Linked DNA regions of Homo sapiens: region 1 is linked to region 2. A link is a loop called in an ENCODE intact Hi-C map of the cell type or tissue named here. Cell type or tissue: HCT116. All regions are shown on one strand. Each heading gives the region's core, and the rest is flanking DNA. Links, peaks and the distances in the headings are about the cores only.

Region 1 (2,909 bases), core at 246-2,745, 68 kb before region 2:
GCCCATTTTCTTGGCTGCCACAGAGTTGAAAACACAGCTGCACCTCCCTCCTCAGTACTCTTTCAGAGTCAGCCTGGCCACAGCACCATCAGCACTGGGGTGGGGTGACAGGCAGTGTGCAGGCGTGGGGGTGTTCCAGGCTGGGAAGCAGTACCGAGACCTTCTGTCAGAAATGGGCTTTTCAAAGAACCAGCAGACCATGGTTCAGGTCTGCTGAACCATGTGGTGAGACCTTGAACAAGTTACCCAACATCTGTGAGCTTCAACGTCCACATCTGTTAAACGGGTATAAGGATATCATGTGTGTTACAGGTGTTATAAAGACCAAGTGAAATAAGCTATAAAAAGCACTGGAAGAGTGCCTGACACCTATTCGGTAATGGGCGTTTTAGTTGCTGTTACCAGCATAGGCATACCCTTCTATTTATTTTTTAAAAATCTTTTAAATTTAACTTAATTTTATTTTTTGAGATGGAGTCTTGCTCTGTTGCCCAGGCTGGAGTGCAGAGGTGCGATCTTGGCTCACTGCAACCTCTGCCTCCCGGGTTCAAGTGATTCTCGTGCCTCAGCCTCCCGAGTAGCTGGGATTACAGGCCTGCACCACCACACCTGGCTAATTTTTGTGTTTGTAGTAGAGATGGGATTTTGCCATGTTGCCCAGGCTGGTCTCAAACTCCTAGGCTCAAGCGATCCACCAGCCTTGGCCTCCCAAAGGGTTGGAATTACAGGCGTGAGCCACCGCGCCCGGCCCTATTTTGTTTTTAAGTAGGGATGGGGTCTTGCTGTGTTGACCAGGCTGGTCTCGAGCTCCTGGTCACAATAAATCCTCCCACCTCAGCCTCCCAAAGTGCTGGGATTACAGGCGTGAGCCACTGCACCTGGCCAGGCATGCCTTTGTAGATTGTAAAGCCCCATGGAAGGTACAAATATCTTAAATTAAATGGGACCCAACTTATGGCTAACCTTGGATTCCCTGGATAACAGCTAGGGGAACATTCCAGTAACTTTATTTATTCTCCCTACACTCTATTTTTAGTAAAATGAGGAAAATGTTAACCAGGTAGTTAATATTAGATTGGTGCAAAAGTAACTGTGGTTTTTGCCATTAAAAGTACTGGCAAAAAAGTATTTTAAAAAAGCAATACTTTGGCCGGGTACAAGGCTCACGCCTGTAATCCCAACACTATGGGAGGCTGAGGCAGGTGGATCTTGAGGTCAGGAGATGGAGACCATCCTGGCTAACATGGTGAAACCCCGTCTCTACTAAAAATACAAAAAAAAAAAATTAGCCGGGCATGGTGGCAGGCGCCTATAGTCCCAGCTACTTGGGAGGCTGAGGCAGGAGAATCGCTTGAACCCAAGAGGCGGAGGTTGCAGTGAGCCGAGATTGCACCACTGCACTACAGCCTGGGTGACAGGGCGAGACTCCTTCTCAAAAAAAAAAAAAAAAAAAAAAAAGCAATACTTCATTGGATAGCATCTAGACACTGTACTATGCAAAAGATAGAAAAAAAAATCTAGCATGCTTTTCTGAGTGAATTTCTTTCAGTCATTTATTAGTCACCTAGCAGCAAACACTATTAGTCACCTAGCAGCAAACACTATTAGTCACCTAGCAGGCCTCCGGCATGTGCTAAATTATGAAGATACAGTGGGGAACAAGGCCTGTGGGGTCCCTGCCCTTATGGCAAGAGCACATATTTTAGGAGTGGGGGAAAAATGTTTTCTTTTTAATTTATTATTATTTTTTTTAGATGGAGTTTTGCTCTTGTCACCCAGGCTGAAGTGCAGTGGCGCGATCTCGGCTCACTGCAACCTCCACCTCCCAGGTTCAAGCGATTCTTCTGTCTCAGCCTCTGGAGTAGCTGGGATTACAGGCACCCGCCACCACACCCGGCTCATTTTTATATTTTTAGTAGAGACGGGTTTCGCCATGTTGGCCAAGCTTATCTCGAATTCCTGACCTCAAGTGAGTCGCCCACCTTGGCCTCCCAAAGTGCTGGGATTACAGGTGTGAACCACCGGGCCCGGCCAAATGTTTTAAAAAGTAAATAAAACCATTATGCTTTGAGTTAAGTGCTGTAAGGAACATCAAGATGGCACCCTGAGAGAAAATAACAGGGAGGCCTCTTTCAGTTAGGAGATTCAGAGGTCTCTCTGGGGAGGTGACATTTAATCTGAGACCTGAGGGAGCCAGCCGCAGAAGAGCAGAGGAGAGCACATTCCTGGAAGCCAAGACAGCACAGGCAAGGGCCCCAGGCAGCAAAGAACTTGGCACATGCCAGGCACTGAGCAAAGGCCAGGGTGGCTGCAGAATGCGGGGAGAGGGCTGGGAAGAAGTTGAGATGGGAGTAGAGACAAGGTCAGGGGCTGATTCATGCAAGACCATGCATGGGTTTGGATGCTGCCTGTCTGGCATGCAGGGCAAACTTCTGAGACTCCACCACCTCTGTGGCTTGACCCAACGGAACTGCTAGTGACAACTCGGTGCTTCCCACCCCAGGCTGTTCATGTAAGCCCAGCCTGGCCGTCACCCAGCCATGATGTTAGGCTGAGGGTCAGTGTAGACCCTGAGGGGGCTTGATCAGACTAAAGGGCCACTGTCGGAAGGAGAGTTCTTGCTCTCTCCATCCTGCTAGATGCAGACAAGGAAGCCCGTGTCCTTGACTGCAACCATTAAGAGAATCAAGCTCTGGGGAGATGCTGAGGATGGCAGAGCCCAGAGGCAGAAGGAACTCACGTCCTTGAAGCTCTGCTGATAAGCACCCCTTCCTTGCAGTGCCAATTATCACGCCACTAAATGCCCTTGTTGTTTGCCGCAGGGGCTCAGCTTACCTCCGGCTTCAGCTGTAGCCATGAGAGACCTTAGCTGGCAGCGTCCTATCTCATTACTCACTTTCTGCCTCAGA
Region 2 (2,909 bases), core at 189-2,688:
TTTGAGAAGTTTTAAGAATTTTATTTTATTTTTGAGGCAGGGTCTCACTCTGTCCCTCAGGCTGGAGTGCAGTGATGTGATCACGGTTCGCTGCAGCCTCAGTCTTCCGTGCTGAAGCAATACTCCTATCTCAGCCTCTTGAGTAGCTGGGGACTACAGGCATGTACCACCATGCCTGGCTAATTTTGTATTTTTTGTAGAGGCAAGGTTTATGTTGCTCAGGCTGGTCTCAAACTCCTGGGCTTAAGTGATCCTCCTGCTTGAGCCACTGCACCCAGCTAAGGATTTTAAATAATACTACATTGAACACATTCCTAGTAGCTTTTCTCCCATTTTTCAACAGCTTTATTGAGATATAATTCATATGCCATACAATTCACCCATTTACAATGTACAAGTCAGTGGTTTTTAGTATAGTCACAGAGTTTTTTTTAAAAAACATTGTATTCACAGCGTTGTTCAGCCATTACCACAATCAGTTTTAGAACATTTTCATCATTCCGTACCCATTAGCAATCACTCCCCATTTCCCCCAGCCCTTCCAACCCCAGGCAATCACTAATCTATTTTCTGTCTCTATAGATTTGCCTATTCTGGACATTTTATATAAATGGAATCATACAATATGTAGTCATTTTTACCTTTGTTTTTGTTTTTGTTTGAGACAGAGTCTTGCTCTGTTGCCCATTCTGGAGTGCAGTGGCGCGATCTCGGCTCACTGCAACCTCTGCTCCTGGGTTCAAGTAATTCTCCTGCCTCAGCCTCCCGAGTAGCTGGGATTACAGGTGCATACCACCATGCCTGGCTAATTTTTGTATTTTTTTAGTGGAGACGGGGTTTCACCATGTTGGCCAGGCTGGTCTCAAACTCCTGACCTTATGATCTGCCCACCTCGACCTCCCAAAGTGCTGAGATTACAGGCGACAGCCACCGCGCCCGGCCTTTTTTTTTCTTTTTTAGACACAAGTTCTTGCTCTGTCTCTCAGACTGGAGTGTCTCCCAGCCTCCAGTTCCTGGGCTTAAGTGATCCTCTTGCCTCCCAAGTATCTTTTTTACCATTTTAAAGATGTGTATAACATAAAATCTACAATTTTAACTTTTTTCTTTTGAGATGGGGTCTCACCCTCTTGCCCAGGCTGGAGTGCAGTGGTGCGATCACGACTCACTGTAGCCTTGACCTCCTAGCCTCAAGTGATCCTCCTGCCTCAGGCTCTGGAGTAGGTGAAACTACAGATGCTCACCACTGCGCCCAGCTAATTAAAAAAAAATTTTTTTTTGTAGAGACAGGGTCTCCCTATGTTGCCCAGGCTTAAAAATACATGTTAATACAAGTGTTGAAGTTTTACCATGGGTGTTTGTTGTTGTTGTTGTTGTTGTTGTTTTGTTGTTGTTGTTTGAGATGGAGTTTCACTCTTGTCGCCCAGACTGGAATGCAGTGGCGCGATCTCGGCTCACTGCAACCTCCACCTCCCGGGTTCAAGTGATTCTCCTGCCTCAGCCTCCCAAATAGCTGGGATTACAGGCACCCACCACCACGCCTGGCTAATTTTTTTGTATGTTTAGTAGAGACCAGGATTTCATCAAGTTGGCCAGGCTGGTCTTGAACTCTTGATCTCAGGCGATCCGCCTGCCTTGGCCTTCCAAAGTGCTGGGATTACAGGCGTGAGCCACTGCGCCCAGCCAACACTGTGGCTTTAATGAGCACAGCAGGTATGAGCCCTGGGAAACTTCTGGGAGTCTTTCTCCTGGTGTGGAATTTTGTAATCACTCTTTGAGGCCTTTTTATAGCCTTGTTCCTGGTGATGCCTGCGGTCCCTGGTTGGCCTCACAGGCTAGTTGGTGCCTGGCCAACAGATTGCAGCCTTGTCCTGGTCCTCTCTGCTCACACTCCAGGAGGCAGTTAAGGTGGCCACTTCACTATTCCACCTGGAGGCTGCAATAAAAGCATTGGAGACAGTCACCCTCCCCTTCTGCTTCCCCGCTGGAATTCCGTCTTTCCTGAGATGCAGTCCACAGAATACACAAGTTAAGAATTGTGGTTCATATTTATTGCGCCCTCACTATGTTCCAGGTTCCCTGTTTCGTGTCTTATATCACTAACTTATTTGATCTTAACCACACCCTGTGAGGAGGTACAATTGTTTTGCCCGTTTTATGGATGAAATTCAGAGAGCGTGAGAAATGTGTCCTAGGTCAGAGAGAGCCAAGACTGACCCCCAGTCCCCAGATTCAAAGCCATGACCTTGACCAACATGCTGTCCTGTCTCCTTTTCTCACTGAGCAGTTGTGATAACCTGCCCCCTGCTTCCTGCCTGCAGTCTCTCCACTCCACTACAGCCCCCATGCTGTTACCAGAGCGATCTGTCTCAGACATAAATATTCTTGTCACTCCTGTTGAAAAGCCCCATGTTGCCTCCTGTGGAAAGCCCAGACTCCTTAGAGAAAATGAAAGGACACTCCAGAGCTGGCCTCCTCTCACCGCTCCCCTTCACCGAGGCCCTGGCCCTGGGAGGCTGTTTGCATAGCCTATGATGTTCCTCTCTCTTCAAATTCCTGCTCTTTCCTTGTACCAGGCCCATTTCTTAGCTTTCACAGTCCCCTCTGCTCCCCTGTTCAGCCTCAGGTCTGTGCCCTGTGTCCTGGATGGCTGGCTGCAGGTCTTTCCTGGGGAGTGCTTTCAGTGTAGGGGCTCCATCTTACTTCTTTCCATCCCAGTCTGGCAGGGAGAGGCCTCACAGTTGAAGTTTTTAAATTGAGCTGGGAAGTCTTTGGATAATCCTTCCCAAGGAGTGGCATTCACATCTCTGGGATGTGTCTCTGTCATCGGGAGAAGCTCAAAAAAAAGGCTGGTGACAGTGTGGCACACTGTGAAATTCTCAGGCACACCTCCTCTCTTCTCTGAGAGTGCT

Evidence for each region. A loop is a pair of places that touch in the nucleus more often than their neighbours do. Peaks named below come from ENCODE experiments on the same cell type or tissue, not always from the same donor. Only the 100,000 strongest peaks of a DNase experiment are listed, where the experiment ranks them.
Region 1: it touches region 2 in a loop (4-fold over the local background); 3 of 110 quality-filtered maps call a loop at or near these places.

Annotation. Positions count from the first base shown.
Region 1 is chr17:17,989,834-17,992,742 of GRCh38, reverse strand. All of the region lies in intron 5 of DRC3 (dynein regulatory complex subunit 3), which reads right to left. Among named protein-coding and RNA genes, the nearest start is that of DRC3, 18 kb to the right of the region's middle. In HCT116, for the core only: no CTCF peak of the experiment used is centred there; a DNase peak (open chromatin) is centred at 1,592; H3K4me3 peaks cover 521 bases; H3K27ac peaks cover 1,387 bases.
Region 2 is chr17:17,921,889-17,924,797 of GRCh38, reverse strand. The region is part of intron 1 of TOM1L2 (target of myb1 like 2 membrane trafficking protein); the gene reads left to right. Among named protein-coding and RNA genes, the nearest start is that of TOM1L2, 49 kb to the left of the region's middle. RefSeq lists enhancers at 1,255-1,787, 1,788-2,321, 2,322-2,855. In HCT116, for the core only: a CTCF peak has its summit at 1,707; a DNase peak (open chromatin) is centred at 1,777; H3K4me3 peaks cover 1,508 bases; H3K27ac peaks cover 2,244 bases.